Regions from separate parts of the Homo sapiens genome. Here region 1 is linked to region 2. A link is a loop called in an ENCODE intact Hi-C map of the cell type or tissue named here. Cell type or tissue: heart right ventricle. All regions are shown on one strand. Links, peaks and the distances in the headings refer to the core of each region. The heading gives the core; the rest is flanking DNA.

Evidence for each region. A loop is a pair of places that touch in the nucleus more often than their neighbours do. Peaks named below come from ENCODE experiments on the same cell type or tissue, not always from the same donor. Only the 100,000 strongest peaks of a DNase experiment are listed, where the experiment ranks them.
Region 1: it touches region 2 in a loop (2.0-fold over the local background); 6 of 110 quality-filtered maps call a loop at or near these places.

Annotation. Positions count from the first base shown.
Region 1 is chr4:119,078,227-119,086,621 of GRCh38, forward strand. No RefSeq gene overlaps it. Among named protein-coding and RNA genes, the nearest start is that of MYOZ2, 53 kb to the right of the region's middle. In heart right ventricle, for the core only: no CTCF peak of the experiment used is centred there; a DNase peak (open chromatin) is centred at 3,992; H3K27ac peaks cover 2,091 bases.
Region 2 is chr4:119,128,707-119,145,940 of GRCh38, forward strand. It overlaps MYOZ2 (myozenin 2), which reads left to right and starts at 7,126. Exons shown (of 6, transcript NM_016599.5): 1 at 7,126-7,276; 2 at 7,806-7,895. The coding sequence starts at 7,820. It overlaps LOC102723967 (a long non-coding RNA gene), which reads left to right. Exons shown (of 3, transcript XR_001741422.1): 3 at 4,106-4,848. In heart right ventricle, for the core only: a CTCF peak has its summit at 8,010; no DNase peak of the experiment used is centred there; H3K4me3 peaks cover 5,640 bases; H3K27ac peaks cover 7,851 bases.

The DNA of each region.
Region 1 (8,395 bases), core at 383-8,382, 55 kb before region 2:
CCGCATCAAGCTACCAATGACTTTCTTCACAGAATTGGGAAAAACTACTTTAAAGTTCATATAGAACCAAAAAAGAGCCCGCATCACCAAGTCAATCCTAAGACAAAAGAACAAAGCTGGAGGCATCATGCTACCTGACTTCAAACTATACTACAAGGCTGCAGTAACTAAAACAACATGGTACTGGTACTAAAACAGAGATATAGATCAATGGAACAGAACAGAGCCCTCAGAAATAATGCCGCTTATCTACAACTATCTGATCTTTGACAAACCTGAGAAAAACAAGCAATGGGAAAAGGATTCCCTATTTAATAAATGTTGCTGGGAAAACTGGCTAGCCATATGTAGAAAGCTGAAACTAGATCCCTTCCTTACACCTTATACGAAAATTAATGCAAGATGGGGTAAAGACTTACATGTTAGACCTAAAACCATAAAAACCCTAGAAGAAAACCTAGGCATTACCATTCAGGACATAGGCATGGGCAAGGACTTCATGTCTAAAACACCAAAAGCAATGGCAACAAAAGCCAAAATTGACAAATGGGATCTAACTAAACTAAAGAGCTTCTGCACAGCAAAAGAAACTACCATCAGAGTGAACAGGCAACCTACAAAATGGGAGAAAATTTTCGCAATCTACTCATCGGACAAAGGGCTAATATCCAGAATCTACAATGAACTCAAACAAATTTACAAGAAAAAAACAAACAACCCCATCAAAAAGTGGGCGAAGGGTATGAACAGACACTTCTCAAAAGAAGACATTTATGCAGCCAAAAAACACATGAAAAAATGCTCATCATCACTGGCCATCAGAAAAATGCAAATCAAAACCACAATGAGATACCATCTCACACCAGTTAGAATGGCAATCATTAAAAAGTCAGGAAACAACAGGTGCTGGAGAGGATGTGGAGAAACAGGGACACTTTTACACTGTTGGTGGGAATGTAAACTAGTTCAACCATTGTGGAAGTCAGTGTGGCAATTCCTCAGGGATCTACAACTAGAAATACCATTTGACCCAGCCATCCCATTACTGGGTATATACCCAAAGGACTATAAATCATGCTGCTATAAAGACACATGCACATGTATGTTTATTGTGGCTCTATTCACAATAGCAAAGACTTGGAACCAACCCAAATGTCCAACAATGATAGACTGGATTAAGAAAATGTGGCACATATACACCATGGAATACTATGCAGCCATAAAAAATGATGAGTTCATGTCCTTTGTAGGGACATGGATGAAACAGGAAATCATCATTCTCAGTAAAATATCACAAGGACAAAAAACCAAACACCGCATGTTCTCAGTCATAGGTGGGAATTGAACAATGAGAACACATGGACACAGGAAGGGGAACATCACACTCTGGGGACTGTTGTGGGGTGGGGGGAGTGGGGAGGGATAGCATTAGGAGATATAACTAATGCTAAATGACGTGTTAATGGGTGCAGCACACCAACATGGCACATGTATACATATGTAACAAAACTGCACATTGTGCACATGTACCCTAAAACTTAAAGTATAATAATAAGGAAATAAAATTAAAAAAAAGAACATAAAAAATCTCATGCACTGCATAAATATGTACAATTATTATGTATCAATTGAAAAATGTAAAAATTTTAGTCATGAAGCAGTAAAACAAAGTAATAGAAACTCACTGGTTTATCTCTATATTTTTAACCAAATTGTATTTCTGACAAAAATGGCACAAGTCAAGCTTACCTATTCAATAAGGGCTAAAGCTTTTTACCAATATTTGTGGAGAAGGATTTAATTTTTTTTCATTTTCCCAGTTTCCCAATAGTTCCTTTTAAATTCTCTTTTCAACCTCAAGTACTTGCCTTTGAGGGAACTCTGAATCCCTTGAGAGTCCCCAGTGGAGGGTAGGGTGCCTAAAGTTCCAGTGACCAAGGAGCTGGGGTGGGAAGGGAAAGGTGCTAGCAGGAGTAGACATTGCTGGCAGAGCAGATTGTCAGCAGAGGTTCAAGAAGAGAGATTTCAGGTGACAGAGAAGTTCCCATGAGACCCAATACAAAGGACAGAGGAAACAGAATAGAGAGGTCTTACAGAGCTAGGAAAAGGACTTCCAGCTCATAGTCAGTGAATCATCCCCACTCAGGAAAAGAAAGCCAGGAAGAAGAGATTTCTAGCCCAGGGAATTGGGGAATAATTCCCACTCCCAAAAAGGAGGCAGGAAGAAGAGCTTCCAGCCCAAGAGATACCTTTCAAAAGAAGCCTGGGGACTGGAACCCAGCCCCAAAAAGTATACTTATACCTTTAGAATCAACATCTGTCCTTGCCAGCTTCAAGGAATGTTTGTCTGGAACAATGGTTCAGAAGTCTGAGTTACCAGCGAATCCTCAGTCAGTCAAGAGAGAAGACAAAGGAAAGGCACACATTCAGTGTCCTAGGTGAGAGTCCTGGGGGTCCAATGATGAGTCTAATCCTATCTGAGTCACAGCACAATAACTGTTAAAGAAAAAATTACTTCATAATATTCTTTAATATTCAGGACCATTGCAATAGGTATAGGGACCATTGCAGTGGGGAAGTGCAGTGGGGAGAGAGAATGGGTTCAACCATGAATACAACATAGGCAAGTGGGAATTTATAGCCAAGGGGCAGTAAGAGGATGCTGGCTAAACCAACTAAATGGGATTCTTGATCAGACATCACCTTGGGGATGATGGAAGATAAAGAACCTGCTCATACCAAGTATGACCAGATATCAAGGATAAGCGTTCTTACTAAACTAACTTAGCAGGATTCTTTGCTAAAACTGGATTGTACAAGGAAGTATACAAATGGACCTAGCAGAAGACTCAGAAGCCTGACTAAAGTTTGGCCAAGCAAAGAATCTTTGACGTTAGTCATCAATTATTTACCTACTTGGCTTATGCAGTGTTTGATGTTAGGAGTACACTAGTGAATAAAATGTGACCTCTGTCCCCAGGGAGCTGACAGTTCTAGGGAGGGTACAATGTAAAGAGAGAAGAACAATGATGGGATTACACACAGAGTATTATGAGAACACAGCAAGAATAAAAGAAAAAATCCAAACTTTAATGTGGAAAGATTGGTGCATGAGGAGTGGAAGGATTCTCACAGCAGATTCCTGGAGGGATTTATGGCAGAGTCTTAGAGGCTGAGGAGTAGTAACTGGTAGAGGGTGAGAATAGCCTAGAGGCAGGCCATTCCAGACAGAAGGAACAGCACAGTGCTGGAATATTCCAGGCAGCTCTCTGTTAGTCTTGAATAATAAAGTGAGAATCAGAAAGCAGTGGATTTTTTTCCCCATAGGGCAGAGTAAACTTTTTCTGTAAAGAGCCAGATTGTAAACACTTTAGGCTTAAGGAACCTTTGAGTCTGAATTCAACTCTGCCTTTATAGTGCAAAGTAACCATGTCCAATATAAAAGTGAATGATCATGGCTCAATAAAACTTTATTCATAGACATTGAAATTGGAATTATATATTATTTGCACAAGTCATGGAATAGAATACTTGTTTTTTTTTTCTAACCACTTAAAAACGTAAAAACCATTTGTAATTTGCTATCCATACAAAATAGTGTTTGACCAAATTTGGCTCATTGGCTATAGTTTTGCCTTTTCCTGCTATAGAGCAACCATGGGGCCATTAAAGGATTTTAAACAAGAAGTTGGCATGATCAAGCCTGTGTTGTAGGAAGTTCATTCTGGCAGCACTGAGGGAGATAGATTTGAAAGGGCAGGACAAGAGGAAGGCAGAACACACAGGCTGTCCAATCTTTCCACCTGGAAAGGCAGGCATAAGAACACTCTGTAGTAAATCAGTCAACACCAGAATATTCCAAAAGCATTCCTTCCCTCCCCATTACTGCCCACCATTCTCTGACACTGTGATTCTTCCTCTTATCTCATCATCCTCCCCATCTCAAACACACACTATCGCTGCCAGCTGCCACCTCTTTAAAATTCTTTCAACAGAGTAGAGAATAGACAGCGGTGCTGGGTGACCTCCAGCAGCATGCTTCCTTAGTTTCTGGGAAGACAGTGATGGCTTAGTGAGCACTGGGATGACCCGACCTTCCTCCAGGCCATCAATGAGTGCCAGAGATGTAGTTACAGTCTTTGGAACATTTATTTTCCAGTTGACAGAATAAGTATTTTTTTAAATTTTCATTTGGCAGATCAAGTCATGTAGTCTCAAAAAAAAGGGAATGATTAGTTCCTTTTGCTGCAGGATAATCCAAGACTTTGCTAAATATCTTGAATCCTGATTCAAAAATATTTAAAATTAAATATGCCACAAAAATGCTTAGATATCAAAATTATTTTTTAAAGATTAGAACTAAAACAGGAATATCGTTGGTAAGTCCTCAAAACTCACAGACTACGAAAACAACAGACCATGTAATGAAATTCAGGAGGAATTTTAAAAGGCAGAATGAGAACAGGTTCTCTTTCCTTTCAATGTTGAGTTCTTTCTTCAAAGAATTAATTGCAGAGCTTTTTTCACTCACATCTGCTAGATTTAAGATGGCAATATTATCCTACCTTTGGCACAATGCCATTTTCAAACATTACTGTTGCTGTACTATAGAGTCCATCTTAAGCTTTTAAGGTACTTATGTATAGACCTGAACCAATCTTGTTCCAGACGTGGCCTGTGTTAACATCCCTCCTCCTTTCCTGTTGTACAGACAGAGGTGAGGTCACTGTCAATTGAGGGGATAATTTTAGGTGGCACTATATTATTATCATCGTTCTGAAATTCTCCCAAAATGGAGAAACATAAAATGAAGGAGAACATAGTAATGCAAGATGTATAATAACGTGTGCTTCTAAAAGAGTAAAACAGAAAAAGCCAGAGTTGACTACAATAGTAACTCATTCTAACAAAAGCAGCTCTGTAATCTGAGAATTGCCCATCTGTTATACCCACACAAATAGTAAAAGCCCAAGAATGATATAAAAATCTTTCAATTAATTATGTGTGAAAATCTATGACAAAAAAATTTACAAGAATTTAATCATTATGGATTTCCAAAAACAAACAGAAATAATTGGAAAATGTGTCAGAAAACCCAGGCAATTCTTCCACATGTTCTTATGATCTACTCTAATTTCATCACATATGTCATTCCAAATGAAGCTTCCTAAATATGGCAAGGTGAAGATTTACACTGGAGACTTAGCTGTTGTTATATATTTTCATATAATTAACAAAAATCATATTCAAATAATCGAAGGAAAAGCTTAAGTAGAGATTTATTTGGCATAATTTACCTGAATTATTATTCTCTTTTACTGCATTCATCCAATCAATCATCAGGAATGCATTAAGTATTTTCTAGGTGTTAAGCACTTTCCTAGGTAGAAAGAGTGAAGATGATTATGATGATGATAATGATGATGATGAGATGATGATAACAATGATAGTGATGAGGACAGTGATGATAGATACCTTTATAGACACCCACAATTTAACAAACCCTATACTAAATAATTTAGCTCTGTTGTCTCATTTAGTCTCCTTAGCTTTTTGAGGCTGGTACTGCTATCCCCATTTTACAGATGAAGCAGCTGGGGCACAGAATGCATAAATAAGTGACAGGGTCATACCACTAGAAATTAGTACATATGGGATTTGAATTTGAATCTTTCTCCATAGTCTATATATGCTTGTCTATATATACATGATAGAAAGATATAGATGACATCTCTTCCCATGTATGGGAAACTAGACAGATACATTTATAGCAAAAGAAAAATTCTAAGGCACGTAAGAGATCATCATGCTGAAAGGAATCACAGACATTATCTAGTCAAAACTCATTTTACAGAAAGGAAATGGAGATCTAGCTAGAACCACATACCCAAGGTCTCCCAGTGGAGTGCAGAAATACTTTTCTCTACTCCTTGTACTACTACTCAACTCCAGGCCCTCATCATCTGTCACTTGAGCTATTACAATGGCATCTGGACCCCTGTCTCTCATTATATACAAAAAATAACTCAAGATGGATTAAAGACTTGAATGTAAGACCTGAAACTTCAAAATACCAGAAGAAAATACAGGAAAAACTCTTCTGCACATTGGCCCAGGTAAATAATTCATGACTAAGACCTCAAAAGCAAATGCAACAAAACAAAAAATAGACAAATGAGACCTATTAAACTAAAACACTTCTGCACAGCAAAAGAAATAATCAACAGAGTTAACAGACAACGTGTAGAATGGGAGCAAATATTTGTAAACTATGCATCTGACAAAGGAAGGACTAATATCCGGAATCTACAAGGAACTCAAACAACAACAAAACAAATAACCTCATCGAAAAGTGGAGAAAGGACATCTCAACAGACATTTTTCAAAAGAAGACATACAAATGTCCATGAAGCATATCAAAAAATGCTCCGCATAACTAATCATCAGAGAAATGCAAATTAAAACCACAATGAGATACTCTCTTACATCAGTCAGAATGGCTATTATTAGAAAGTCGAAAAACAACAGATGTTGGTGAGGACGTGGAGAAAAGGGAATGCTTATACACTGTTGGTGGGAATGTAAATTAATACAATGTCTATGGAAAATAGCATGGAGATTTCTCCTAGAACTAAAAATAGGTCTAACATTCAATCTACCAAGCAATACTGCTACTGGGGTATGTACTCAAAAGAAAAGAAATCATTATATCAAAAAGATACCTGCACCTGTATGTTTATCACAGCACTATTCATAATAGCAAAGATAAGGAATCAACCTAAGTGTCCATCGACAGATGATTAGATAAAGAAAATGTGAAATATATATACAAATATGTGTGTGTGTGTGTGTGTCTGTGTATGAATACTAATCAGCCATAAAAAAAGGCTGAAATTTTGTCTTTTGCAGTAAATGGTTGGAACTGGAGGCCATTCTCTTAAGTGAAATAACTCAGAAACAGAAAGTCAAATACCGCATGTTCTCACTCCCAAGTGGGAGCTAACTAATAGGTACACGTGGACATAAAGAGTGGAATAATAGACATTGGAGACAGAAGGGTGGGAGAGTGTGTGAGAGGTGAAGGATGAAAAATTACTTGCTGGATACAATGTACACTATTTGGGTGAGGGTTAAGCCCAGATCTCATTGCTATGTAATATATCCACGTAACAAAACGACATCTGTATCTTCTAAATATATTTTTAAAATTTAAAAATAAAAATAGCCCATCGATGTCTCCCTGCCTCCAATTTTATTCTTTTTTCTATAATAATTATATTTCTGAAACTTAGATCTGTTAATGTTGAACCACTTAAACTCTCAAAATTGTTTCCTTTTCCTTCCTGAAAAGCCCAGTACCGCCTTATCAAGCACAAGTCTATCTATCTATCTTCCCAGCTCCCCTTTGAACCACTACTCCAACCAGCCAATCTATTTCCCCAATCCTACTGTTTATGTTTCCTTCTTTATATGTTTGAGCATGCTCTTCTGTCTAAAGTATTCTTCTCTTTTCCCAGCTTGTGACCCTATTCATCCATCAAGAAGCAACTCAAGGGCCAGGTGCAGTGGCTGACACCTGTAATCCCAGCCCTTTGGGAGCCTGAGGCAGGTGGATCACATGAAGCCAGGAGTTCAAGACCAGCCTGGCCAACAGGGTGAAGCCCTGCCTCTAACAAAAATACAAACACTGGCTGGGCATGGTGATGCACACCTGTGATCCCAGCTACTCAAGAGGCTGAGGCAAGAGAGTTGCTCAAACCCAGGAGGCAGAGGTTGTAGTGAGCCAAGATCATGCCACTGCACTCCAGCCTGGGTGACAGAGCAAGATTCTGTCTCAAAAATAAATAAATAAATAAATAAAATTTAAAAAGCAACTCAAATATCACTCATTAAAGTATTTCATTCTTTAAGCAGTTAGTCACTCCCTCCTCTGCATTTCCATAACACTTCATTTCTAGTCAATGTTAGAGATGACGACTTGCTCACCTTTTATTTTTCAACACCTAAAGAATACGTGAATGACTTATAGGAGGTCCATAATACATGCTTATCGAATAGATGAATAAACTGAGAGTGCTATGGTTTCTTGATCTCCAAACCAATTTTGCCACAATAGACTTCATTCAGTCTTTTAGTTCTTCCAACAAATATTTATTATGTTTATATTTTGTGCCAGGTACTCTGTTAGTCAAAAGGGTAACAGTGGTGAAAAGGTAGATAAGGTTTCTGCCCTCATGGAGGTGCTTGTAGCAAGAAATACAGATAATAAAAATAACAAATAAATAATAAGTTCCAGGAAAGTAATAAGCAGTGGATAAAAGAGAGAGTAAATAACAAAGGCCATCTTAGAAACAGCAATGGGAAAGAAACCCTTCTCCAAGCACTTAATATTTTA
Region 2 (17,234 bases), core at 4,735-12,734:
TACAACTCATATTTTGTAAATGATATCAGGTTCTAATTCATCAATATATCATGTCCATATTAGTATACGCTTATCAAATATTCCAGGTTCTTCACTGTTTATTGCTGGGTGCCTTATTTCTCAGCAATCTCTCCTCTGAGCTACACAAGCTTTATTTATATTAATAATATCACAAATCAAGTTACATCAATATCTTTCTCAGTTAAGGAACCATTCTATTTTTTCTCTGTGTGTGACCTTTAACATGTGACTTAATCTCTCACTGCCTCATCTGCAAATGGGGTTTAAGCCATTTTTATTTAAGGTGACTGATATTGTTTGGCTGTGTCCCCACCCAAATCTCATCTTGAATTGTAGCTCCCATAATTCCCATGTGTTGTGGGAGGGACCCGGTGGAAATAATTGAATCATGGGGACAGCTTCCCCCATACTGTTCTCATGGTAGTGAATAAATCTCATGAGATCTAATGATTTTATAAGAGGCTTCCCCTTCTGTGTGGCTCCCATTCTCTCTTACCTGCCACCATGTAAGACATCCCTTGCTCTTCTACCATGAGTGTGAGGTCTCCCCAGCCACGTGGAACTGTGAGTCCGTTAAACCTCTTTTTCTTTATAAATTACCCAGTCTCTGGTATGTCTTTATCAGCAGCATGAGAATAGACTAATACAGTGACTTTACATATTTTGATAACATCTTTTCATAATTTTATATGAAAGTTAAAGTTTTTCATGCTAATAACAATAATGGCTAACATTTGTTACTCAATATATACCAGGCATTATGATAAGTACTAAGCAATGCAACAGCCTTGGACTGTTAATAATGTGCTTGTTCGTCTTTTATAGTCATGCTGCAGATGCTCTGGCATGTGATACATTGCTGTGAGATCTAGGCTCTGTCACTAAATTTCTTGACTATATACTCTTTTTTATTTTTATTTTTTTGAGAGGGAGTCTCACTGTGTCACCTAGGCTAGAGTGCTGTGGTGCAATCTTGGCTCACTGCAACCTCGGACTCCTGGGTTCAAGCGATTCTCCTGCCTCAGCCTCCCGGGTAGCTAAGATTATGGCACCCACCACCATGACCAGCTAATTTTGGTATTTTAGTGGAGACAGGGTTTCACCATGTTGGTCAGGCTGGTCTTAAACTCCTGACCTCAAATGATCCACCCTCCTCAGCCTCCCAAAGTGTTGGGATTACAGGTGTGAGCCACTGCACCCAGCTGTATATACGTTTTTGTTTGTTTGTTTTCTGTTTTTTGTTTTTTTGGAGACGGAGTCTTGCTCTGTCGCCCAGGCTGGAGTGCAGTGGCGCAATCTTGGCTCACTGCAAGCTCCGCCTCCCGGGTTCACGCCATTCTCCTGCCTCAGCCTCCCGAGTAGCTGCTGGAATTACAGGCGCCCGCCACCATGCCCGGATAATTTTTTTGTATTTTCAGTAGAGACGGGGTTTCATCGTGTTAGCCACGATGGTCTCAATCTCCTGACCTCGTGATCCGCCCATCTCGGCCTCCCAAAGTACTGGGATTACAGGCGTGAGCCACCGCGCCTGGCCTGTATATACTCTTTTTTGAACAAACAGCTTCATGTTTTCTTTATTGAACTTTTTAACTTAATTAGGTCATGCTAAATTTGTATGTAAGAGAAGGACGAGATTTTCTTGCAGGTGAGAAAACTTAAAAAGTTTCAGTATTTTGAATCTGTACTATATAGGAAAACTATAGCCTGGCTCTAATTGTGAAAGGAAATGTGACAAAGTTCTGGATAAGTGTTGGGATTATGCAAGCAAAGGAAAAAAGTGACTTGCGGTTTGCTTTGGCAGCTTGTTTCTTAATATTCCTGTATTTGAAACTTTCTTTCCAAGTTCCCAACCCTATTACATTAGCTCATGTCCTCGACAAGCTGGTCATCAGCCTCTGCTTATCCCTTCTTCTTCCCAGCTTATCTTAAGGCTCGATTTAAGAGCTTAGAAGGAAATACTTCGGTAAAAGAAATAAATTTACAAAGAAAGACAGGTATAACATGGGGCTTTCATATGAACAAATTATTTGGATGGAGTTAGATTTAATTCTCATTGTTGGCAGTGAAGGTGGTAAGTGTGTTTGTGATGGTGTGGTACATGGGCCAGGAAAGGAAGGAGAGGTCTGCACAGCAAATGGCTTCCATTTGTTTATGTTAGGCATTTTAATCACTTTAGTATTTGCACAGCTGAAGGAAAGGAAAGCACCCTGAGAATAGACATCATGAGGAACTCTAGAAGTTTGCAAACAAGAAAAACATGAGTTGGAAAAGAGCCACAAATATTATAAGTAAAAAGCACCTCACCCCAAATAAACCTAATATTAGGATGTTAAATTCCAGAGGAAATTAGTAAGGAGAATTTTCTGACAATTCTCAACTCTGCTTCATTTTTGTTATATAGATATCAATGCAGAGGTATTTAGAGAAGATGAAGGAAACAGAGATGTCTGCACAATATGGTGAAAAAAACAAAAGCCTTCAGATCAGACAGAACCAATTTGTAATTCCGTCTCTGTAACATACAAGTATGACGCTTTGGGGGTTTTACTTACTCTCTCAGAACTTCAGTTTTCTTATCTGTAAAACAGGGCTAACCGTGCCTAGCAAACATTAACTGAATAGTGGTTGGAATTTTTCCTCTTAACACTCTTGTTACCCTTAGGCCTTTATGGTAATGAGACCAGTTGAAAACTCATCTGTCTTTTTTGTGCTGTCCCACATTAGCTGGTAGAATGATTACCCCGTCAATGCCTATTCCTATTCTGCCCTTGCTATGGCCTGCTAAGGAGGTCAGTTATAGGCTGGATCCTCCTCAGTGTAGGAAAATAGAAACCATGGAAGACACAGCAGGCCAATTATGCATCAAGAATGAAGCACAGAGTATTTTGCACAAACCGAAGGCCATGCTTCCATAGACAATCTCACCAAAGGTGAGTTGTTTACACCACCTTTGTTATATTTTCAAACAGATTCCTTCCTCCCAGAGTTAGCACTGTAACTGAGGCCCTGAAGGCTGGTAAAGAACTGATTGTCCCCTCAGACTGGTCACTCAACACTGGTCTGGCAGCTGTCCTGTTTGGGTTATGTGTGCCTCAGTCCAGAGCCGAGCCTCAATAATGGCAATGTTTTGTCTGCCCACCTAGCAAACGGTGAGTTCCCACATTCTGCCTACCTCCCCAATCCTCCCCTAATCTCTAACTGCCCACAGCCACCTAATATAGACTGTCAATGGGACAAGAGAAACACAGAATTAAAAAACAAGTGCTCAATTAGAGGAAGGTCGATGTAGACTTTGTTTACCAGTTGGCTAAAGTGCTCATGTTTACCACTGGCTGAATAAGGTTGCCTTTCATGAGTCCTCATGATGTGGATTTTTGTTAGGTAGCAATATAGCAATAAAAGTCACTTTATTTAATCTTTTTTTCTCTTTTGGCAAGTGGTGAAGGAGTTGGAAATGCAACTGTGGCCAGCCCCGGCAGTGGAAATAGTTTGGTTATAGAGGTGTTGAAAATCTCTGTCAAAAACTTCTTTCTCACTAGCCTCCTAAGGCACAAGTTTCTGCCATTAGAATCCTATTATTTTGCCTGTAAGAAAAGATTGTATCTTCTGTCTTTAGCACCAGTTATTTTAAAATACTTCGGGCCTTGAAAGAAAGATAAAGTACTACTCTGCTTAAACTGGGGTGAAGGAGAAGCTTCAAGGGAAGGAATGAGTAGTAGGGCAAGGGTAGGAATCGAGTCTCTGGGGGTAGGAGACATCCTTTTCTAGTCTATAGTGTGTGTGTGTGGTCATGGGGTGGGAGGGTGTGAGCTGAGGACAAACGATGATCTCAGTATGACGAATTTGGGCTGAATTTTAATTTTGTCTAGTACCAGATCTCTGTGCAGATGAAATAGAAATCGATTAACTGTGACTTGATTTAAAATTAAAAGGCATTGGCTTTCAGTATGGACCACCTGAAAATGCTTTGTAAATAACCATTAAAGTTCTGTTTAAAGTTCACCATTTGTGCTGTGAAGCACATGGATAGCATATCCCATCTTAAGACTGCAACATCAGTGACTTGTTCTTTCTTCTTTTTCAGAACAGATAATAACTCAGAGACCAGAATGAACTTATAAAATAAGGCAAGAGAATTTTAAGTACAATCTATTTGAAAAATAGACAAAAAGGTGTAAGACCTTATATTCACTAAAACTTTTACAATCTTTTAAAATACAGTATCTATTTTCATTTTGGAAACCAAAATTAATATAACAATGATTATCTGTTGAGGACACCATTTCAACCTTTAGAACTGTATGTAACATAAAGTTGGAAACATATGAAGATGATCAAATAGGAAAACCAGAACTCTCTTAATCTTTGGTTTTTTTAACTGAATAATGCAGTTGATTACTCTAAAATTCTAAATCCTACCATATTGCAGAAATAATAATAGCAAAAGGAAAAAAATCATTTATTAAATTTTTACTAAGTATAAGGAATTTCTAAATTGTCCCATGTAAAATGTCCATGACTTTATGTGATAGATACTGTAATCACCATTTTACAGATGAGAAAACAGAGTTTAAAAGACTTGTCTAATAGCATACTATGGTAAAGGCTACAGCCAGGAACATACGGGCACTCAAGGGATTTTGAGAGGGAATTTAAATTTATTTGCTTTGGCAAAATTGTTTCTCATTTGATACCTAATTATACTTTCAATGCAAATGGTTTGTTTAGAAACAATTGCAATAGGTTAGCTAGATTAGCTTAAACCTGCTATCTACAACCTTTAGCTTTCTCTTTTTTTTTTTTTTTAAACAAGGTCTGGTCTTGCCCGGGCTGGAGTGCGGTGGCTTGATCATGGATTACTGCAAACTCTACCTCCTGGACTCAAGCAATCTTCCCACCCCAGCCTTTGGAGTAGCTGAGATTATAGGTGCATGCCACTCACCTGGCTAATTTTTGGGTTTTTTGTTTTTGTTTTTGCTTTTTTGGTAGAGGCAGAGTTTTGCTAGCTGGCCTAGGCTGGTCTCAAACTCCTGGGCTCAAGCGATCCACCCACCTTGGCCTCCCAAAGTGCTGTGATTTACAACCTTAAACTTTCAATCCTATGATCAGGCACCAAAATGTATAACCGATTTCAATCTTATAAAATACAATTCCTCCCACAAATAGCCACCACCTTTGTACATTCAAGCGACTGTTCATTTGAATTCCAAACTCATGCCAAACCTTTAATGCATTCTGCAGTTAATCTCCAACCTACTCATTTATTCATTCATTCAATGAATATTGAGTGCTTACCATATGCCAGATACAATTCCAACTGCTGAAGATACAAAGCCCAAGCCATTATAGGATTCATAGTTTAGTAGAAAAAAGAGATATCACATAAATAGATGCAACCTCTACCTCCTGGACTCAAGCAATCTTCCCACCCCAGCCTTCAGAGTAGCTGGGATTACAGGTGCTAGTAAAACTGTTGAGGACGCCATTTCAACCTTTAGAATTGTACATAACATAAACTTTTGCTAGATAGATAGATAGATAGATAGATAGATAGATAGATAGATAGATAGATAGATAGAATAATGTTGGCATGTTCTTAGTGAAAAAACTGAGTTGTCACTCAGCAACAATTATTTCTTTGTTAGTAAGTTATGTATGAATTTTAATTGGGCTCATGACCACCTAGAATAGAAGCTACACTTCCCAACCTTTCTTGAGTTATGTACGGCTATATGGCTAAGTTCTGCCCAATGGGATGTAAACAGAAGTATGAACAAAATATCAGACATGTTCTGAAAAGAAGACAGTGTTCCCTTCTCATTTTTTTTTCTTTTTCCTGCTGGTTGAAATATATGCATGCTGACTGGAGCTGGGGCAGCCAATTAGGCCCAAGGGGTCTGCATTTTAGGGATAGTGGAGCAAAAAGTTAGAGGGTAACTGAGCCCTTGATAATTATGTCAGTCATGCAAACCCTCAATTACTTACTTCTAGACTAAGCTTACCTGTGAGAGAAACATCTTCCATCTTTTTACAGTTCTGTTTTGGGGGGGTTTCTGTCACTCCCATTTGACTTTTATCTTAACTAATAGAAAAATATAAAGAAAATGAAGCAGAGTAAGGGACTAGAGAGTGGCACAGTGTGATATTTTAGACAAGGTGATAAGGGAAGGATTTTATGAGGGATTGTTATCTGAGCAGAGTCCTGAATGCATGACTGTGCCATGTGAGTAGAGGGAAAGTATGGAAGGGGGAAATAGTAAAAGGAATACAGTATCTATTTTCATTTTGGAAACCAAAATTAACATAATGATTATCTGTTGAGGACACCATTTCAACCAGGGAAAGGGGGAAATAGTAAAAGGAAAGGGGGAAACAGTAAAAGGAAAAGCCCAGAGATGAGAGCACGTTTTTGTGTCCAGGGACCATCAAGGAGGCCAAACCTTTTGACAGGCAAACCTTTCAAATCTTGTCAGGCCTGCAAATGAAAATCCTTGACCCTAGACATTGTAAAGACTGGTCAACTTTGCAGGGACTGGTCTCTGTAGGCCCTTCAAAAAGCATGACCCAGTTATGAGTCTCAGCTTTTACCCAGCTTCATGGCTTATCCTCTAATGGTTCATTTCAAAATGCTTCCTGAGTTCACTATTCAAATACTACATACTTTTCTCAACCTAGCATGAGTTCTCACTACAGCTTAAGAACTGGCTCTATTGATCCACCCCACATTACTTCCTTTCTTCTTGAGTCTACATAGATATTACTGCCTATATTGTTCATTTTAATTATGAAAAATCTATCATTCTGTTCTGATTCATGCATGTGTCTCTTGCCACCTCAATTAACATGTAACATAAGAGCTAGATGTTTAAAAGTGTTTAAAATCCCTTTTGGCTACTATCTGTTCAACAGAAAGTGCTCACTAAAAACTTTCTGCATGTCCAATGAACGTTTCATTTAACCATCTCACAAACTAGAAACACAATGGAGAGAGCCTAATCTTTCCCTGTTCCTCCCTTTCGCCAGGAAGATATGAGTAGCTAAAGTATTTGGTGCTATATATAGCCAGTTGATGTCAGCTGAATGCCAGTCTCTTCAGAAAAGCTCAGTCCCCAGTTTGAGTCAGAGTAGGGACCATGCTGTCCCAGGTTCAAGGATAAAAACCATCAGGCCCAAGTGCCATCCATAGTCCATCTCCAGAGTCTTCCTCCACAAACTGGGATTCATCCCCGCTGAAAAAGCACAATCTAACAGCAAGGTGAGTATGTTGTTTCCTAAAATGTTTCATTAGTCAGTTGTCCAAGGATATTCAGAGTTGTGACTCATAAATGGGCATTCTCTGCTTTAAAGGGCAGCTGTTGCCAATATTAAAATGCTACCACCAAAGAATTCTGGTTTAGTCTAGTGTCTTCTTCATTCTTACAGTTTGCTGGAATTGATGGAGTGTGATGCTGGTACAAATGAAGGCCAGTGAGGAGACAATGACAGACTAAAATACTGTGGAGAAAAGAGAGGGAGGGGAAAGGAGACCAGCAATTTCATTGTTTCTCACTGCCTGATGATCATTGTATTAATGTCCAGACTGGGTCTCTGTTCACTGTGACATTGCCTGTCAATGAATAACATACTCTGTCACCAGATAAGGAATGCGTATTGAAGTCTTTCAGTAGCAAGCGATAATAACTTTTTAATAAAGAACAAAGATGTTGTCTTTCAAAACAGTGATTATAAGACACTCCAAATGAGTTCTTCACATTGCCTCAATAATGTCCCTTTGTTTTTAACAGGGAACAAAAAAACCATGCTATCACATAATACTATGATGAAGCAGAGAAAACAGCAAGCAACAGCCATCATGAAGGAAGTCCATGGAAATGGTATCAATAAAAATCCTTCGTAGCATTAATATAGCACAGCATGAATGTGGCTCCATCCTGACGTTGTTTAATATTCCATAGTTTACTTCCTTTAGATTCTTGCTGTTCTGTCATAACAAACCTGGAGCTCTAGGGGGTGTAGAAAAGCCTATGGTAACTAATCCTTTTGTAGTCATCCTTTCTCATTTGGAAGCTATTTTCAGAGGAACAACTGCTGTAAAAGGCATGAAGCAATCTGACAGCTGATGTACATTCTGCTTGGCTTGCCTTCCACATTATAAGTTAAGATCACTCTCGATTCTTTTTTTTTTCTGGACAAGTCTCATACAATCTTGTCTTTATTGTCCATCCCACATGGTTTAGCTTGATTTCTTTTACCTTACATTATATAAATCACTCAAAATAAGTTCTATCATCTTTTTTATCAAGCTATTAAGTTGGAATTCATATTTATTGCTTATTATTTAACTCCATTTCTATTGCTTATTTATTTAACCCTTCATATTTGTTAATTGATTTACTAACATATTTTGTGTGCAAAGTCTACTTTTATTTGTAACTTCTGAGAAAATATAAAGTTATTGTAGTCTCAAAGCATATGACTCAAAAAAATTTTAATATATATTACGTGCAAGGTAATATTTCACTCTCTCCTTTTCTTTAAATTCTAGCAACTAACTTGAGAAAGCAATGCTTTATAACTTGCATTTTGATTCTTATAAAGGAAATTCAACTTTGTTTATAAGCAACGTATAGCATCAGTTTTAAATGTTAAGAAAAATATTCAGGTCCTCTTAGGAGCTGATTTGAGCCATTCCAGATATATTAGTGGCATTTTCAGAATGCCTCCTTATTTCCCCTGTATTGACAAGGAATGCAGCCTTTCACCACTACAATATTGAGACCTAGAAGCTTGAGACCCGGGAAGAGTATTGAGCATAATGTTTTCATATTACACCTTCCATAAAGCAAGAGGAACAGAATCAAAGACTTTTAGATGCTCCCCACGCAATGTAATCATAACTAAGAGGTCCGTTGTTGTTTTCTATTTTCTGCAATACAGAACCACTGTACTGGATTCAACTTGGTTCTCATGTTTTACTGTAATGTCAAATTAGCTTGGAATAAAATGAGAATAATTCTGAGTCAGATACCAGAACTGAATTCATACCAATCCAAAGTTCCAAAATTCATGCCTTATTTAAAATTTCATGCATCTTTGTGTTTCCAGATTCAAGTAGTTTACTTGAAATTATTTTTTAGCTTTTCTGATCAATGTGGCAAAAATCAGATGATCACTGGAGTTTGTGACAAAATTGTTTACCTTAAAATAGACCTTTCATGTTATTATTTTCTAATGACATCCTAATCATAAAACAGTCAGTCCATTTAATGTATTCTAGCCTAAATCATGTGTTGGAATCTACTGTTAGCTCTGACATAGATCTATAAGGGTAAGAAGTTTTTTTTCCTTTTTTTTATAAACATAACTATTGTTTTTATAAAAAATATGTGGGAGAAAACACACAATTATATATCAAAGTGGGGGAAACCCTCAAAACCACTATCTCACCACCAGTAAATCCTAGCCACGTAAAGTCAGCTGAAGCCCTCCCTCCCATGTCACTGGATGAGTACCAGCTCCCTTAAGAGGAGTCACATGCTCTGTCTTTGTTGGAATGTCAAGTATTTCAGATAACATGGGGATAATCAGACTCTTTCCAAGCTCATCCCAGATGAAATAACTTCAGTACTTTATGAAACCGCTCAAATATTTTTCTTCTCTTATTTCCTCTGACATTTTATATGGAACTTTACTATTTGTGTATAGCATGATGTTTAGAGATCTGGAGCTAGGGGAGTATAATTTTTTCTCAGGATGCATAATAAAATGGACTTCAGAGAAACTTTTTTGGGAATGATCCTCCAAACTTTCAAACATTTTACAGGAGTAAAAATCTGGATAATTTAAGATAAAACATGCAACTGCTTTGATCTTAATTGTAAGACTAAATAAATCAAATTTTGCCTGGATTGTCCTTTATAAAGATAAATTGAAAAGGATGTTCCAGTCGAAATCCCCTTCTCCTGCCTTCTCTCCTTTCCCCTTGTGCATCAGAATTTTTTTTCAGCCTCATAACTCATTTAATTTTTATTACTACTTACCAAAACATTTAGCTTGGAGGAGTATAAAATGTGACAATGAGTTGGCTAAATCACTTGTTGTCCTCTTAACATGAGGTGGAAATTCAATCCCATTCTTGTAGGGGAAAGAGATTGCAGCCGGTGAGTCTTTGAGATAAATCACTAGAAAAATATAAGAACCAGAAATGGGGAGTTTTACATCAGAGCCCTCATTCCATCAGGAGTGATAACCTCAAAGAATTATTAAAAAATTCTCTTCATATAGATTATAATGCTAACTGCATAGAATGAGTGAGAGGTGGATAACTCCCAGCCTCCACTAATCACAACCCCAAATTGTTGCTCATTTTGAATCCATTGTGATTTGGTTTCAAATTATGTACTAGAAGCAAATATACTACACTCCCAACAATTGACTAATAAAAAGCATCCCAAACATGCAGGCTGCCTGCTTTTAGATTTACCTTCCTCATTATATCATAGTTATGATTACCATCATCATCACCTTGGCCGGAAGCAGAGCTAATGGTAAAGCTGTCCTGGTTACTCTTGTGAGACAAACCTCTGTGCTTTATATAAAAGTATCTCAGCCACAGTTGTTACCATCTAACAAGTGCTATTGTAAAAGACAAAAGATAATTTGCCATTATCTATGCATGAATTAGTTGTGGAGACAAGAAAAGATGGCCTCTGATAGTCCCCACCCATGAGCCTTGTGCAATTTACCCCTAAATCTGTACATATTTTCCAGTATTAATCATATTTTTCTCTTGTTCAGTATCTCATGTGAAACTTGAAGACTGAATGAAGAGAGAGAGGTAGGAAAGGATAAAAGGATAGGAAGTATTAAACTGATAAAGAGATGGGGCAATCAGAATGAAATAAGGAGAGGCACTCTAGAGAAACTGGCATCTGTTTAGAAATGCTGGGGGAAAGGAATTGGAATTTTAAAAACCATAAGAAGAACTGGGAGTATGATGTTCCCTGACTTTAAGCATGGATATTGCTGACAGTTTAGAATAAGAGCTTCATAAATAGAGAAGACCACAGTGCCTCCTAAGTAAGCTTCAGTCACCCTACAGTCCTCTCACCTGGGTTCCAGGAGGGCTTTTTTTGGTACGTTTTTTGTTTGTTTGTTTTTTTCTCCTCATGACTGGGCAACAGCTTTCCCCAGCACACTGAAGAGAACTGGGCAGGTTGTTTTTTTAACTTCAGGAAGAGAGCTTAGCTTTGTGGTCTAAAAACAGGAAGCCCAGGTTCTAAATGGAGTGCTGTTGTTAATGTGGTACCAGGGGTCCTGGGTTCCAGACGAGACATCAGATTTCACACAGAAAATGAGGAAGGCTGGATTTGCTGATACATCTAATTATAAAATTCCATGATTCTAATTTACTGAGCTATGTGCAGAAACCAAACATCAGTGTGTTTGAGTTTCTCTATCAGTAACAAAGGAAATGATAATATTGACATAAATTGCAAGGACTCCTTGAAAAAGTACAAAGTCTAGAATTTCAGATGAAAGATTACATGAAGACCGCTTTTACTTCTCTTGTAGGAGTGTATCTTAAACTGTAACTAATCAAATCTTCAAAATCAAAATGAAGATGCCAAAAAGGCCTTTCATACCTCCTATCAAATATATAAAGTTTATAGAAGAAGAACTTAATGATTCAGTGTACAAGTTTGGTAATTTTCTGTGGTTTGTTTTAATTTTCACATTAGCATTCTCATAGCCCCAAGAAAAATAAGAGCTAGAAAGGTTTGCATGTTTTATTTTGAAAACTGGTGTGCAGTCATATCTTGTGAATTCATAAGTTTTCTGAGCATCTAACCCCTAATAAGGCACTCCAGAAAATGAGTACAAGAGAACTAGGCTAAATTGTATTTTACACTGAAGTTGAAATTGCAGAGTTCAATTCTAGCTATGTTATTCCATCATCCTAACTTTCTTTGAAGGCTTTTTCACTCAAATATGTTTTAGACATACATCCTATAAACAGAACTAGATTATTCTGTTTGTATAATTCAATACATTGGTAATGTCATTTTTTGAATGTTTATAGATTTATACAGTTTTTAAATAATATTTTTATTAATGACAAATTTTTGAAAACTTTATAAAATAGCCTTAGAACTCAAATCAAGACAGAGACATATGAAATAAGAAAATAAAGAATCACAGATGGTATTCAAAATCAACTTTTTTATGTAGAGATAATTATCACAGAACTTTTTATCAATTGGAGTTTTAAGGCATTATCCAAAATCACAGTCTGGACTATGATCTTACATGTTATATGTAATATGTACATACATGTTACTTTATAGAAGAACATATTTTATGGACTATTATTCAATTACATAGGCCAACTGTCCAGGGACAGGAGGAAGAGTTCTGTGCAAATGCAGATAATCAATAAGCCCACCCTAAAGCAAATAAGCTTCAGCTAGCTACCCTCTAGTAATTGCAGTTGCCAATCATGGTAGAACAGTTTCAAAAGGTCTTTTGTCGTACTACAATTATTTGTAAGTGAGTGTCTTTGCAAACTATGGATTAGATTAACTCATCTAACTGAAGTTCTCAGTATAAATGACACCAATAAGAAAGTACACCTAACCATATTATTTTCTTTCTTTCTTTCTTTCTTTTTTTTGAGATGGAGTCTTGCTCTGTTGCCCAGGCTGGAGTGCAGTGGTGCAATCTCCGCTCACTGCAACCTCCACTTCCTGAGTTCAAGTGATTCTCCTGCCTCAGCCTCCCGAGTAGCTGGAATTACAGGTGCCTGCCACTACGCTTGGCTAATTTTTGTATTTTTTTAGTAGAGACATTTTGCCATGTTGGCAGGGCTGATCTCAAACTCCTGACCTCAGGTGATCCACCTGCCTCAGCCTCCCAAAGTGCTGGGATTACAGGCATGAACCACCATGCCCGGCCTTATTTTTAATAGATGATCTAATGCCACAAAGACAACCTTCTAAGCCATGAAGGCAAGGATATGTATTCTAAATAAAACATATCATTTATCAAGCATCAAGATTAAACACACCGTTAAGAACCTGTGCAAGGGTTTGCAGCGAAGGGCAGGCAACAGCTGAACTTAGAATCTGTGTGCTCAGCTGACAGCGTTCTTGACTCTGAAAGTTTAAGTAATGAGAGTGATCATGCATTAGATTCCTTAACTCACAAATGGTTCTGAAACCCTTGCTCCAGTGACATCATAAATTTAACTATTAGAAGGGAAGGGAAGGGAAGAAAACCTTGGAAAATTTTGTTTGTGTGTTTTATTTGTTTATGCAATACATCCCTGACACTGATGGATGTGCCCATTAGTATGCTATTATATATTTAACAATTGCTTCTTGAATGGGGCAGCAGTAGGGATGTTTTGATTTGTAGAATTTGCAAATTTCTGTGGTATAAATGCTTCCACCATGGCCAAATTCAAGCTACCACCATGGAAGCACTAAATGCAGAGCTGGAAACAGATATGCAGTAGTAGAACATTACATATTTTCCCTATACAGTTACAATGGATATAAATAACCTCAAGAGCGTAACGTCTCTTCTATCTTTTATAATCTAAATTGAACTTGCTATTTTGAATCCAGAATCAAAAAGTTGAAATATCGCATCCCCATCACATTGTCTAGTATGTTGAGGGATATTCATAGACACACTAAAAAATAAACTTGCTCATCCTTCCATGGTCCAAACACATAGTGACAGAGACTCCAAACACTTGCAAATAAGCAAGGGTGAATATTCCCTGTAGAACTCAGCAAAGCTGACGAGCAACTCCCGGGAAATTGTTGCAAAATACCCTCATGTACTCTGCTCTGTTTTTCTTATGCCTTTTCCATAGGCTATTTCTACCATTCCTGGGGACTGTGAAGTGCAGCATTTTGCTTTGTTTTGTTTGGGGATACTAGAGAGCCAGACAAAGCTGTTCTGCATTGCATTAGGAAGAAGTATAAAAATTTTTAAACATTTTAATAATAGACTTTATTTTTTAGAGTTTTAGACTTGCAGGAAAGTGAGGGAGAAAGTACGATGAGTTGCTGTATAAACTTCTTCCCCGCTGCTGTTTCCTCTATTATTAGCATCTTGCATCAGTGTGTATTTGTAACAACTGATGAACCAATATTGATAACTGTTGCACTCCATTTTGTGCTGCTATAACAGAATACCTGAGATTGGGTAGTTTATAATGAAAGACATTGTTCATGGTTCCAGAGGCCAGGGAGTCCAATATTAAGGTGCCAGCATCAAGGGAGGGTCTTTTTGCTGAGTCATCAAATGGCAGAGGACAAGAGAGAAAAGGGGGCTGAATTCATCTTTTTATAAGGTCACAAATCCCACCCATGAGGGTGGGGTACTCATGGCTTAATTACCTTTTAAAGGTCTGAGCTCTTAATACTGTTACAATGGCAATTAAATTTCTTTCTTTCTTTTTTCTTTTTTTTTTTGAGATGGAGTCTTGCTCTGTCACCTAGGCTGGAGTGCAGTGGCCTGATCTCAGCTCACTGCAACCTCTGCCTCCCAGGTTCAAGCGATTCTCCTGCTTCAGCCTCCCGAGTAGCTGGGATTACAGGTGCACACCACCACACATGGCTAATTTTTGTATTTTTAGTAGAGATGCGGTTTCACCACATTGGCCAGGCTGGTCTCGAACTCCTGACCTCATGATCTGCCCACCTGGGCCTCCCAAAGTGCTGGGATTATAGGCGTGAGCCACCGCGCCTGGCCTGGCAATTAAATTTCAACATGAGCTTTGGAAAGGACAGACATTCAAACCACAGCATTAACTAAAGTCCATAGTTTACATTAGGATTCACTCTTTGTGTTACGCAGTTCTACGGGCTTTCACAAATGCAGTGTCGTATATCTGCCATTACAGCATCACACAGGATAGTTTCTCGGCCCTAAAAATCCTCTATGCTCCACTTATTCATCCGTCTCTCTCTACCTCCTTCCAAGTCCCTGGCAACTACTGATCTTTATGCTACCTTCTAGTTTTGTCTTTTCCAGAATGTCAAATAGCTGGAATCATACAGTAAGTAGATTTTTCCGACTGGCTTCTTTTACTTAGAAATATACATTTAAGAATCCTTCATGTCTTTTCATGGCTTGATAGCTCTTAATTAAATTTTTTATTTTGAGTTTTTTTTAGATAATCATAGTTTCACCTGCAGTTGTTAAGATGTAATACAGGGCTATCCCATGTGCCCTTTCCCAGTGGTAACATCGAGCAAAACTATAGTACAATATCACAACCAGAATATTGACATTGATACAGTCAAGAGACATAATATTTCCATTCCCATAAGGGTCCCTCATGTTGCCCTTTCATAGCCATACCCACTTCTCTCTAGGCCCCATCTCTCCTTAAACCCTGACCAATCACTATTCTGCTCTCCATTTCTATAATTTTTCTGTAATTTCAAGAATGATATACAAATGGAATCATACAGCATATAACCTTTTGGGAATGGCTTTTTCATTCAGTGTAATTCTCTAGAGATTCACCCGGGTCTTGTTCTCAATGATTTGTTCCCTTTTGTTGCTGAATACCATGCTGTGGATGGACCACAGTGTTTTTAATAGTTTACCCATTGAAGTACATCTGGGTTGTTTTCAGTTTTTGATTATCAAGAAGGAAGATGCTATGAACATTTGGGTATATGATTTTTCAAGAACACAAGTTTTCATTTCACTGGGATAAATGTCCAGTATTGCAGGGTAGTTCTGCATTCAGTTTATAACAGAATTTATTAAATTGTTTTCTAGAGTGTCTGTACCATTTTATATCTTCAGCAGCTATGTATGAGTGACCCAGTTTCTCCACATCCTCACCAGCAAATGGTGCTGTCATCATTTTTCATTAAAGACATTCTGATAGGTGTATAGTGATATATCATTGTGATTTTAATTTGCATTTCCCTAGTGACTGATGATGTTTACCATCTTTTCAAATGCTTATTTGCCATCTGTATATCTTCTTCAGTTGAAATGCCTCTTCATGTTTTGGCCCACATTCTAATTGGATTGTTTGCTTTTTTAATAGTGAATTTTGATAGTTCTGTATTTATGCTAGACTGTTTTCAAGGTTACATGTTTTGAAAATATTGTTTCCCATTCTGTAGCTTGTCTTTTCATCCTCTTAGTAGGGTCTGTCTCAGAGCAAAAGTTTTTCATTTTGATGATGTCCAGTTTATCAATTATTCCTTTTATGGATCATGATTTTGGTGTTGTTTAGCAACTCTTTGCCTAGCCCTAGGTCCCAAAGATATACTAAAGTGATTTTTCTTCCTTAGCCCATTAACATGGTGAATCTTTGCCTAGCTCTAGATCTCAAAGATACAGTAATGTGATTTTTCTTCCTTAGCCTATTAACATAGTGAATTACATTGATTGATCTTTGAATAGTGAAACAGCCTTGCCTCCCTGGATTAAACCCCACTGGCTCATGATATAAAATTCTTTTCATATATTGCTTAATTATATTTGCTAATAATATGTTAAGGATTTTGCTTCTACGTGTATGTGGGATATGGGATATTGTTTTGTAATTTTTTCTGTGTGCGTGTGTGGTTTTTTTTTTTTTTTTTTTTTTTTGAGATAGGGTCTCACTCTGTCTCCCATGTTGGAGTGCAGTGGCCTGATCTCAGCTCACTGCAACCACCTCCCAGGCTCAACTGATCCTTCCACCTCAGCCTCCCAAGTAGCTGGGACCAACCCACCACCATGCCCAGCTAAAACTGTGTGTGTGTGTGTGTGTGTGTGTGTGTGTGTGTGTGTGTGTTTTTGGTAGAGACTTGGTTTCACCATGTTGCTCAGGCTGGTCTTGAACTCTTGAGCTCAAGCAATACACCTGCCTCAGGCCTCCCAAACTGCTAGGATTACAGGCGTGAGCCATCCCACCTGGCCTGTCTGTGTGTGTTGTCTTTCTCTGGCTTTGGTATCAGTGTATTATTACCTTAATGAAATGAACTAGGAAGAACTCTCTTCTATTTTGGGGCAGAGATTATGTGACATTGGTGATAATTGTTCTTTAAATATTTGGTAGAATTCTCCAGTGAAATGATTTAAGTCTGAAGCCTTTTGTGGGGTGAGGAGATTTTTAGACTATAAATTGAATTGCCTGAATAGTTATATAATTAATCAAGTACTCATTTCATGTTGGGTGAACTGAG